2 separate regions of the Homo sapiens genome follow, and region 1 is linked to region 2. Evidence: chromatin loops called from intact Hi-C (ENCODE). Cell type or tissue: PC-9. All regions are shown on one strand. Each heading gives the region's core, and the rest is flanking DNA. Links, peaks and the distances in the headings are about the cores only.

Region 1 (5,378 bases), core at 297-5,296, 49 kb after region 2:
TAGATCATGATATGTTTGACTTGTTTATGCTGCTTTATGTCAGTTTTATTCAGCCCTCGATCCCCAGGGCCCAGAAAAATGCCTGGCACATAGTAGGTCCTCAATAAATATGGGTTGAATAAAGAAATGAAAGAAGAAATGCCCATGACCCACAGCCTATCCTATGTATGCCATAGCCAACCATAAACTGCCACAGCTGATGTTCTTTATCCATGGTTATGACAATTAGTAACCCAAGCTAATCACAGCCTAGGGACACTGTCACATCTGTGAATTTCATTAGCCAGGTGACTGATGAAAAAAAAGAGAATGAGGAATGTAACTACAGCTTACATATCCCTCAAACCATTGAACTGGATCCTAGCTCTGTTCCTTCTAATCTTAAATATTCCATAAGACCTATAAATAACTTGCTCTAAATAAATAAAAGACATCTAATTTATCTTGGTTTGAAAGAAAGTCCTGCTATAATGGAACTCACCCTGGTATTAGAATTAAGAGTCTGTGTTTGATCCTTGGGCTATGGCTCTTGCTGTCTGTGTGATGTTGGACAAAGTTATTTAACCTCTCTGCTCTTCAGAAGCCTCCTCTGAAAAACATGAATGACGGTGACAATTGTATTATCTTCACAAAGCACTTTGTATGGTGTCAAATACACCAGGAGTGCTCAGTAAGTGTAAGGTACTATTATTATCTGCCAAAGAGTAATCATAGATCTTCCCACTTATCATGCTGCGGTGATCTCTGCATCTGAGTGAAATGGGATAGTTCCCTTAACCCCTTTGTGGGACTCATGAAGGGGTTGGCTCATTTATTCAGCCTACAGCTCTCAACGCCTCACAGGATGGGGAGCACGCAGGTGAGTGGGTTCAGAGGCCAGGATGAGCACTTATGGGCAATCGGCAGGAGGAGAACTCCATGCAAGCCCGCAGCAGTGTCTAGGGATTGTCTATGAGCCCCAGAGCTCCAGAGGGCGTATGTTACAATGTGCTCTTTTAGTTTTGGCATCTGTGGATGGCTTAAGTGTTAGCTCAGTGGAGGGTCAGTGTGACAGCCTGTTGCATCTGCACCCTGGTCCTTGTCTGGCATCCAGCAGGAATCAGGTTGCACAAATGAATTGAAGATAATAAATGTGGAGGATTTTATTGCCAATTAAAGTGGCTCTCAGTGGGATGGGGAGCTGGAAAGGGGATTGAGTGGGAAGGTAGTCTTCCCCTGGAGTTCGGCCATCTCCGGCCGAACTCTTCTCCGAGGTCCCACTGCCAAGCCATCCCTGTGAAATCAAGTTGCTTCTCTTGGACATTCAGCTCCTTCTCTTCTCTCCTTTCCTGCCACTCTGCCACTCCACCTCTCTGCCCTGCTCCTCTGCCAGTGGAGCCTGGGGTTTTTATGGCTACAGGATGGGAGGTGGGGCAGACCAGGTTAGTTTTGGAAAAGGCAAAATTTGGGCAGGAAAACAGGAATGCATGTTCTCACTTTGGGCCACGCATCCAGGCTTGAGGGTAGGGCTTCACCGGGGGGCCCCACCCTTTTCTGCCTAGTATTTCCCTGCCTCCTGTCCATATCATAAGGAGACAGTAGCCATGAAGGTAAATTCTGTGGGATGTATTGTACAAAATTTACCTTCCTAGAACTGCAGAACTAACTCCTCTTGGCTTGCCAGGATGAGAAAAAGCCCCTTTCTTGTTTGTTTGTCCATCATTCTCCTCCTCCAAGTCTGCTTTTCACTCTTCCACCCCTAGGCTAACTCAAACCCTGCAGGAGGTTGCTGGGAATTCTGCCTGAAGACTGTCAACCCTCCCTGAGAGCAAGAAGTTCAGTGGACAAGGCCATCATTTTGAAAATGGCCTTGCAGCCACCATCTTGATCAGGGGAGGACCAGACCAAAGCAGGGTCCAAACTATAAGAAGCAGGTATCAGAACCTGAAACAGTTGAAATGAACAGAAGAGGTTTAGTTATATACCACAACGTGCTTCCTTTTAGAAAACTTGGTAGTATTGGCTGGGTGGGGTGGCTCACACCCGTAATCCCAGCCCTTTGGGAGGCCAAGGCAGGCAGGTACGAACGAGGTCAAGAGATTGAGACCAGCCTGGACAACATGGTGAAACCTCGTCTCTACTAAAAGTACAAAAATTAGCTGGGCATGATGGTGCCTGCCTGTAGTCCCAGCTACTCGGGAGGCTGAGTAGGAGAATCACTTGAATCCGGGAGGTGGAGGTTGCAGTGAACCGAGATCACGCCACTGCATTCCAGCCTGGCAACAGAACGAGACTCCGTCTCAAAAAAAAAAAAAAAGAAAAAAGAAAAGAAAAGAAAAGAAAAAAGAAAACTTGGTAGAATTAGGGCTAACATGTAGGGGTCTGAATCACCAAGAGAGCCAGTGTCTGTAAGAGGGAGAAAAGGTCCCCTGCTGCCAAGGACCTCTGGATAACAGGCACTGTGTCAGGCAGGAGGTGGGGTAAGGCAAGTTCTGTCCCTACCCCTTCTTATTAGCTGTGTGAATTGGGACAAGTCACTTTCCTTCTTTGAGTCTCATCTAAGAATCTCTGCCACATGGGTTTTCTGAATTATATGAGGTAATGCAGGTAAAATTGCCAAACATACAGCAGGTGCTTACTAAATGTTTATCAAGTCTGAGTATAAACACACTATCAATCTTGCTCTGTACAGCGAGGGCATCTGAAGCCCTCTGATTTGAGTGGCCATCAGCAGACACCAGTCAGCCCACCCAACCCAAGCCCATGGAATCCCTGGCAGCCAGGGCAGTTTTCAGGCTGCCTGTTTATTCTTCTAGCTCCCTGAGATGCCACAGCAAGCAGGAGCCCTGCTGGTGCATCCTCAGGGTCACCAGGGGACAGGCCCAGACGGATGTCAGAGCAGACTGCCTTGGCGAATTATTTAGCACCCTCCTCTGAGGGGGCCAGGCATGCACCTCACAGCCGGCTCCACACACCACAGGGCGAGGTAGCAGCCTCTGACTCATCCGTCAGGCACCACATTCCTCTTCCCTTAAATGGAGCACACAGAGCCCTGCTGGGGGGCGGGGGGCTGGCAGCGTCCTCTCTGCTCAACTCATCACAGCTGGGGCAGCTGTGGAAGGAAGGGCTGTTAGGAGCGTGGCCAAAACAGAGATACACAGAGGAGGTTCAGCTCGCTGGGATGAGGGGAGACATATTCTGCAATAAGAAACACCAGGAATGAAAGAAAGTTACAGTCAGCCAGTGGCCGGAGATAGCTGCCCAGGGAACATGGAGATGCTTCCCGGAGGGATCCTTTGGCAGAGCCAAATCTGAGCCACCAGGTGCTATCCACAGACATTCCGAAGGCCTGTAATCCTGTAATCCTTTGGGACTCTCTAAGATAATTGCTATCAGGCACTCCCAGCCACAGGGACAGGGGAGGGGAGGTGATTTATAAGCCAGATTTATAGGTGACATTTACTGCAGACACAAATCTAATTCAACCCTCATAGCAACCCTTCAAGGTTATACCTATGGTTGCTTATCACAGATAAGAAAACTGAGGCTCAGAGAAATCAAAATAATTATTAAGTGTAAGCATCCGTCTAATTTCTGAATCGATTTCCTTTTTCTTTTATTTATTACTGTTCTTAAATTTTCCATGTAGGGCTTGGTGCTGTGGCTCATGCCTGTAATCCCAGTACATTGGGAGGCCAAGGCAGGTAGATTGCTTGAGCCCAGGAGTTTGAGACCAGCCTGGGCAACATGACAAAACCCCATCGCTACCAAAAAAAAAAAAAAAAAAAAAAAAAAAAATTAGCCCAGCATGTGACTATAGTCTCACCTACTTGGGAGGCTGAGACAGGAGGATCACTTGAGGCTGGGAGGTCGAGGCTGCAGGGAGCTGTGTTCACACCACGGCACTCCAGCCTGTGCGACAGAGACCCTGTCTCAAAAAATAAATAAAATTTTCATTTAGCCTGCTGAATCTGTTCTTTCCATTCCATCCTAGGATTGAGTCGAATGTGATATAAGGGACACCTGGGTTTGGCCAGTTACATGGGGAGGCCATGAGGTCACCAAGACATTGACCAGGCCAAGGAAAACAGTTGGAAGAACAGGTACTCCAGGTCTAATCAAGTTTCTTGTGCTTGTCAGTGAATGAAGGATTAAACAAGCTACAGCTCCTCTGCATAGCACCACCAATGATGGGAAATACTGAATATTTTATATATAGCTAATGCCTCTTTGCAGGCTAAATGGAGTTGGGCCTGAATGGAGCCCAAGGGATACTCTTCAAATTGAGGAAATATAGGAACTCTGCAGGACTCCCGGGATCCACAGAATTCTTTGCTTAAAGTCCCTGTGTGGGCTATGAAATGCCTCAGTGAATCGGTCCCATGGGGCCTACAGAATTAATTCCTCTCCTCTGGACAACTTAGTCACTTGCTTGGTAGGCCAGGTGCTTTCAGATCTCCCCCACAGCATGGAATGTCTGAGCCAGCGGTTCTCACAACATGATCCTGGACCAGCAGCCTCAGTATCACCAGGGAACTTGTTTAAAGTGTGGATTCTCAGGCCCTACCCAGACCTACAGAATCTGTAACTCTGAGCATGGAGTCTGGTCATTTGAGTTTCCACAAGCTCTCCAGGGGATTAGGCACACAGGTTTCATTTGGAGAACCAATGGTCTAAATAATCCCCAACAACTTCTTTTTATGGCCAAGAAGAGGAAGGGGTGAGCAATGGCAGAGGCTAGAGGAGCCTCTGAGGGTCCAGGATGGCCAGTTGGTGGCATGGAGCTGGAATTTGGCCCACATAAGCATACTATTGGGTCTACACCAGAGGTCGAGAAACTTTGTAAAGGACCAAGTGGTATATATGTTAGGTTCTGAAGGCCACTTAGTCTCTGTCACAACTACTCAACTCTGCTGTCATAGAATGCAAGCTGTCACAGACAGTATACAAACAAATGGGCATTGCTATATTTCAATAAAACTTTATCAAAACAGGCACCTACAAGTTGTAGTTTCCCAACTCTCTACCTATACAATGGCTCCTCTTAACAACAACATCTGGATACGCTGAGCTCAAGCTCCTAGGAGGCAGCCACCAGCTGGAGCTGACTGATACAGCCCTCTTTTAGTGGGGACACATTCTACACTTTTCCACAGTCCCCAGTTCTTCTCTCTGAAACACCAGGGCGGAGAGTCAGCTCACATTTATTATCCTGCTCGTTTCTCTTATTCATCTACTTATATTGACATAAATGCATGTGTGCATACACATACATGTATATATGTAAGTAACATGGTTATGTACTTATGTGTGCATGCATGCATATTTTAACACCTACCAGCTTTTCAGTATTTTATACTATATGAATCCCCACCCCCTCATCTCAATTGTCTCTAAAG
Region 2 (5,378 bases), core at 176-5,175:
TCCCTGCTGGTGGAATCTGGCCGTGTTGCTGCTGACTTCATCTGGCAGAGGCCCTGAAGCCTGGGAACCCAGGTTCTAGTCCCAACTCTGACAGCTCCGTTGAAAACAAGTTTATTAACAGGCAGTTTTAGTGAAAGCTGCACACACAGGCATATTTCCCATTGCCATCTGATGACATCAGTGTATTTCTGGAGCCAAGATAAATACAGCATTGTTCATGTGACTAGCTTCCCAAGAAGAGTGAGGTGGACTGCTCTGAAGCCTCCTCCTGCCCTGCCCCCTTCTTCCCTCCCTTCCCAACTCATCTCTCAAACTGCATTGAAAACACCGAGGTGAGTGACAGTGAAGGCTAACTAGGAGATGCAGCTTAGGGGGAATTTAATCCAATTCAGTTGGAGAGACATGCATCTCCCTGTACCATGAAATTCCATTTTGATCTCAGCATGTGCTGATGGAGTAATGAAATAAAGACAACACTCTGCAAATGGCTGGTGAGTCTAATGATGGTTTTTATGGGGGTTTTAGAAGGGCTATTAGATTGTGCATTCCTTTCCTATAAGCCAAAACCACCCAGCAGACCTTGGGAGATGAACCATTTTATCATTCTTCTCTCCCTTCCCCCAGCATCTGCCAGCCTTTGTCCCTCCTGGTATAAATAGCTTCTCACATAAAAGAGCAAACTGTCAGTAGCCTGAAAGCTAACGGTAAAGCTGGACGCCTGGCACTGTGGCCCCAGCCGGGTGGTGGTGAGTCACAGCTGTATAATTCACGGTCCTGCAGTAAAAGGTATCAGCGCATGCTCTAGGTTAACAGGCCAGAAAGGGAGCTGAAGAAACAGGGCCAATGAAAGACTTTTAAAAGCATCTTGAGTTTTCCTTTAACAATCAGCCTTGTATTTGGGTGATATCCAGGGCATGCCAGTCAAAGGCAAAAAGACAGGAATGGGATTGGGTAGCTTCTGGGGCACACCCTTCATCCGTATCTGCACGCAAATCTGCTTCAGTGTCTTGGAGATTCAAATAATGATTCTGATGAGGACAGCAGCTACCATTTGCTGAGGACCTATTTGGTGTCTGCTTTGTCCTAGGATCCTTACAAAGATGAATTCACTTCTTCTCTGTTAGCTACTTTAGACTTGGGCAGAAGCATCCCCGTGTTACAGCTAAGAAAACTGATGCTTGAGATGCCCAAGGTTACAGAGTTAAGTGATGGAGTCTAGATGTGGCCTCATCTATTCCTAGCAATGTGGCTTTTCCATTAGCCAACAGTAATGGCTCTCAAGCTTTGTCATGCATGAGAAACACCTAAAAGCTTTGTTGAAACAGATTGTTGGGCTCCATCTTCAGAGTTCTGGTTTATTTGGTCTGGGGCAAGTCCCAAGAGTCTACATTTAACAAGTTCCCAGGTGATACTAGTGCTACTGGTATGGGAACCTCGTTTTGAAAACCACGGGACGAGGCAGACCAAATCTGGGTAATCAAGCCATCATTCCATGTAAAGTCCCAGCTCAAATGTCACTTCTGCAGAGAGGCTTCTCTTAGCCATCCAATATAAAGTAGATAGATTCTCTAAATCAGGGGTCTGTGTTTCAAATCAGGCCCCCTTCCTGTTTTTGTAAGTAAAGTTTTATTGTCACATGACCATGCCCATTTGTTCACCTATTGTCCAATGCCTGCTTTCACATTACAACATCAGAGTTGGGTATTTGCCACTGAGACTGTACAATCCATGAAGCCTATATTTACTATCTAGATCTTTACAGACAAAGCCTGTCAACTCCTTGCTCCAGATCATATCACCCTTTCTTATTGCTTTGTTAATAGACGTCGGTCTCTGAATGTGTCTTGTTATTCAGCTATTAAGTTGTCTGCATCCTTCACTAAACTGTCAGCTCCACAAAGGCAGAAGTACTTGCTTTTCTATTCACAGCTGTCCCCTAGTGCCTAGGAAAGTACTTGCCATATAGTTGGCACTCAAAAAATATTTGCTGAATGAATGTCACTATTGAGTGCCCAGGTACGTGACGCTGTCTGTACCAGTAACATGAGAGCCCCTGGAGGAAGTACAGTAAAGCCAGGGTAAGAGAGTGAGAAGAGATAAGGATAAACAGAGATTGTCGATAGGGAAACAAATCTTTGAAGCAGGGCCATGCTGCTTCCTGCAGTGGTGGGGAAACTGGAGGTGGGGAAAAGATGAATTCCTTAGTCACTAAGGTCAACCTCAGATTAGGAGAAATTTCCCATCCCTAAGAATGAAAGAGACTGTGTGACTCATGCTGTTCCCCTCCTCCAACTCACACCAAGTCTGCTTTCTTGGATCTGATTCCCTGAGTGGAGCAATGTGCATGCTCTTCACTGTGCATGAGGAAGGGGTGGAGGAGGAAAAGCCCACACGGGCACTAGAGTCAGACAAATGGCTGGTTCAAGTGCTGTCTTTGTCCCTCGCTGACTGCGGCATCTTGGTCAAGTTTCTGATCCTGTGAGCCTCAATGATTTCAATGGAGAAATAGAAGATTTTGTACCAAGGATTAAATGGGACTGTTTATTCACGCAAACCCTGTTTATTAAATGGCTAGCATGTGCCCAGCATTATTTTTGGTACTGAGCATAGAGTGGTGAATAAGACAATGTCCGTCTCTAACAGACTCACATTTTGGAAGGTAGTATGGACATAAATAAATGTAAGTAGAGTACTAGCTATGAATTTAACATATGGAAGATGTCACCTCTGTAGTCAAATGGGGGCTCTCTGTTGCCCTATGTGCACCTGGGGCAGAAACATCAAGGGGATGGATGATTAAGTGCCTCCAATTTTCCAGGGGCAAGCAAGGTAGTTGGACTGTCCTGCCTTCATGTCCAGGGATGTCTTGGCAAGCACCGAGCACTGCATGGGCTCCATTCGTGTCTCCCCAGTCTGCCAACACTCTCCCCAAATTCTTTGTGCACAAAGTTGGTACTGATTTTATTTCACTTCTGAGTTTCACTCAAATGAATACGTTAACTTCTGTAACAAATGAGATCTCTGCATAGTAGGCTTCTTCAGTAACAGCTCAAATACTGCCTCCCCAGAGACGCCGGACCTGACCCATCGGGCTAAATTAGCCAATCCCCCCAGCACCCTGCTCCACATCAATGATCTCTGAAGCTGTTTTTTTGTTTTGTTTTGTTTTGTTTTTATAGGATACATTAAGTGAGAAGCAACTTGTAAAGCACCCAGGAAAATATCTGACACATGTAAGAGTTTTCTAAATATTTACAATCCTATTCTTAACATCACTATGTTTTTTTAAAAAAAATCACAACCTGAAATTATCTTACTTATTTGTTTTCTAATTATTTGTCTTTACTCTTCACATAACTACAGTGCAGTAGAAACCTTAAGTCTCTTGTTTACTGTTTTGTCCCCAGCGCCCAGAACACTGCCTGACACATAGTAGGTATAAAATAAATATCCTTAAATAGGTGAATGAGTGAACAGAAAAAGCCCAATGGCCATTTCCTTTTCACCCAATTTTCTAGCATGCTCTCTGATTTATTCCTTGGACTCTCATGGGGAAAATCAAGTGGAATGCTGCCAAGAAGCCCATAGCCAAACCATTACAGACAGGTACTAACAAGGTTCCAACTGGCAGAGAGGCCAAATCAAGGAGCCTCTGCTGACCTGTTGATCCCCTAAGAGAGATGTGTAGAATATTCTTTGTGGGAAGACTCCCTTTGCACTCTGAGAAGCCTACAGAAAATTCCCCAAGGACTCATTCCTCCCAGGTCTGAGGACTGTGAGGCTGCAGGAGATCTCAGGCACCAAGGAAGGTGGGTGGCAGAGCTCAGTACTTCAGCAGATAATCCCAAAGCCTGCTTGGGGCATTAGAGGATTCAGAATCAAGAGGCTCCATCTGGGGCCCTGAATAACTTCCACAGGCTCCACAGAGCCAGAGAACTCCACTGGGACGAACTTGTATCTTTATAACAATCCCACAGCAGAAGGCCTGGGAAACAGAAAGGTTCCCATATTGGCAGAATTCAAAATTACCTTATGAAAACCTTTTGAGAAGGCTGAGAAGGACTCTAGGATTGCTACAAACCCTATGCTTAATCCGCCTTCTCCATCTCCACGTAACCTCCCTCTTTCCCGGAAGCCAAACGTTCCTTCTGCTCCTCTTTGAGCTGACTCAGGGCAATAGTAATTAGTTAGTCACATACTACTATTTCACAAGAAAGATGGGAAGGAAACAACTGACTTATTGAGCAACTTCTACGTGCAGACAGAGGGCCAGGAGCATTATAAGCACTCTCTCATCCATGGCCAGATCAGCCCTGTGATCTCCAGGTCTAATAGTACCGGCTCCAAAGTCAGGTTGTCTGAGATTATATCTGTCTCTGCTACTCATTAGCTGTGTGATCTTGGGCAAGTTATTTAACTCCTCTGAGCCTTGCTTTACTCACCCTACGGTGAAGACAGGAAGAGTAATTACTAAATAATGTTGGTTGAGTATTAAATGAGACAATGCATGCAAAGTGTTTAAAAGGATGGTGGGTCCATAGCAAGTGTTCAATGAGAGTTTAATTACTTTTCCATCATCATTGTCATCTTCATCAAGAGGAAACTGAGGGTCCCAGAGATTTAACAACTTTACTGTGGTCAGAAAGTAGTGGAGTAGTAGAGAGATTTGCCTGATTCCGGAAGCAAGGCTCTTCCCACTGGACCAGGCTGTTTCCTCCTCATGCCATGGCTCCCACTGGGCTCCCGAGATTCGGATGGGGACATAAATGGTGCCTGGGTTTGGATACACAGTGGGCTTCTGCCAGACCCACTGCTCCTCCCACCCTGCTCCAGACCCAGAGACTTGGAGCTGGTGGAGCTGCCTCAGGTTTGCTAAATGCAGCCGTTGGCAAGATGTCACCCTCTCTGGCCTTTTGCAACCTAAGCAAACTCTGAAGCAATTGGGATGTTCAGGGGAATCTGCTTAGAATACAAATCTTTAGGAGCAGCCGAGGGAACAGAAATAATTGATATGGAATAACCCTTTATGTCGAAAATAATGCCAAAGGCTTTTATCTCTTCAGTGTGATGCGACCTGAACATTTCTGGTTCTACAGAGGACCCCTGCCGTTGGCCTATCTCTTAACAGATGTTTGCTGGGTGCTGGCCATGTGTCAGGCACTATGCTAGGTGCTGGGAGGATTCCGAAACAAGAAAGCATGCAAGATTCCTGCCCTCCTGGGCCTTAAAGGAAAGTAGGGAAGCCAAACATTAAATAAATAATTATACCAATAAGTATCTAATTACAAGTTTTATAAGTGTTAATAACAAAAATTGCAGGGTTTGCTACAAAGCATGTAACTGAGGACCTAATCTTGTATTAGGGGCCAGCCAAAGTA

The links. Hi-C counts contacts between places; a loop is a spot of excess contacts. Peaks named below come from ENCODE experiments on the same cell type or tissue, not always from the same donor. Only the 100,000 strongest peaks of a DNase experiment are listed, where the experiment ranks them.
Region 1: a loop joins it to region 2, with 5 times the contacts of the local background. A loop is called at or near these places in 17 of 110 quality-filtered maps.

Annotation. Positions count from the first base shown.
Region 1 is chr3:64,236,205-64,241,582 of GRCh38, forward strand. It overlaps a transcript of PRICKLE2 not described here. Among named protein-coding and RNA genes, the nearest start is that of PRICKLE2, 13 kb to the left of the region's middle. RefSeq lists an enhancer at 2,716-3,474. In PC-9, for the core only: no CTCF peak of the experiment used is centred there; a DNase peak (open chromatin) is centred at 2,957.
Region 2 is chr3:64,187,115-64,192,492 of GRCh38, forward strand. All of the region lies in intron 2 of PRICKLE2 (prickle planar cell polarity protein 2), which reads right to left. PRICKLE2-AS3 (PRICKLE2 antisense RNA 3) reads left to right here and starts at 430. Exons shown (of 4, transcript NR_046702.1): 1 at 430-491; 2 at 3,180-3,233. In PC-9, for the core only: no CTCF peak of the experiment used is centred there; DNase peaks (open chromatin) are centred at 2,177 and 4,197; H3K27ac peaks cover 2,570 bases.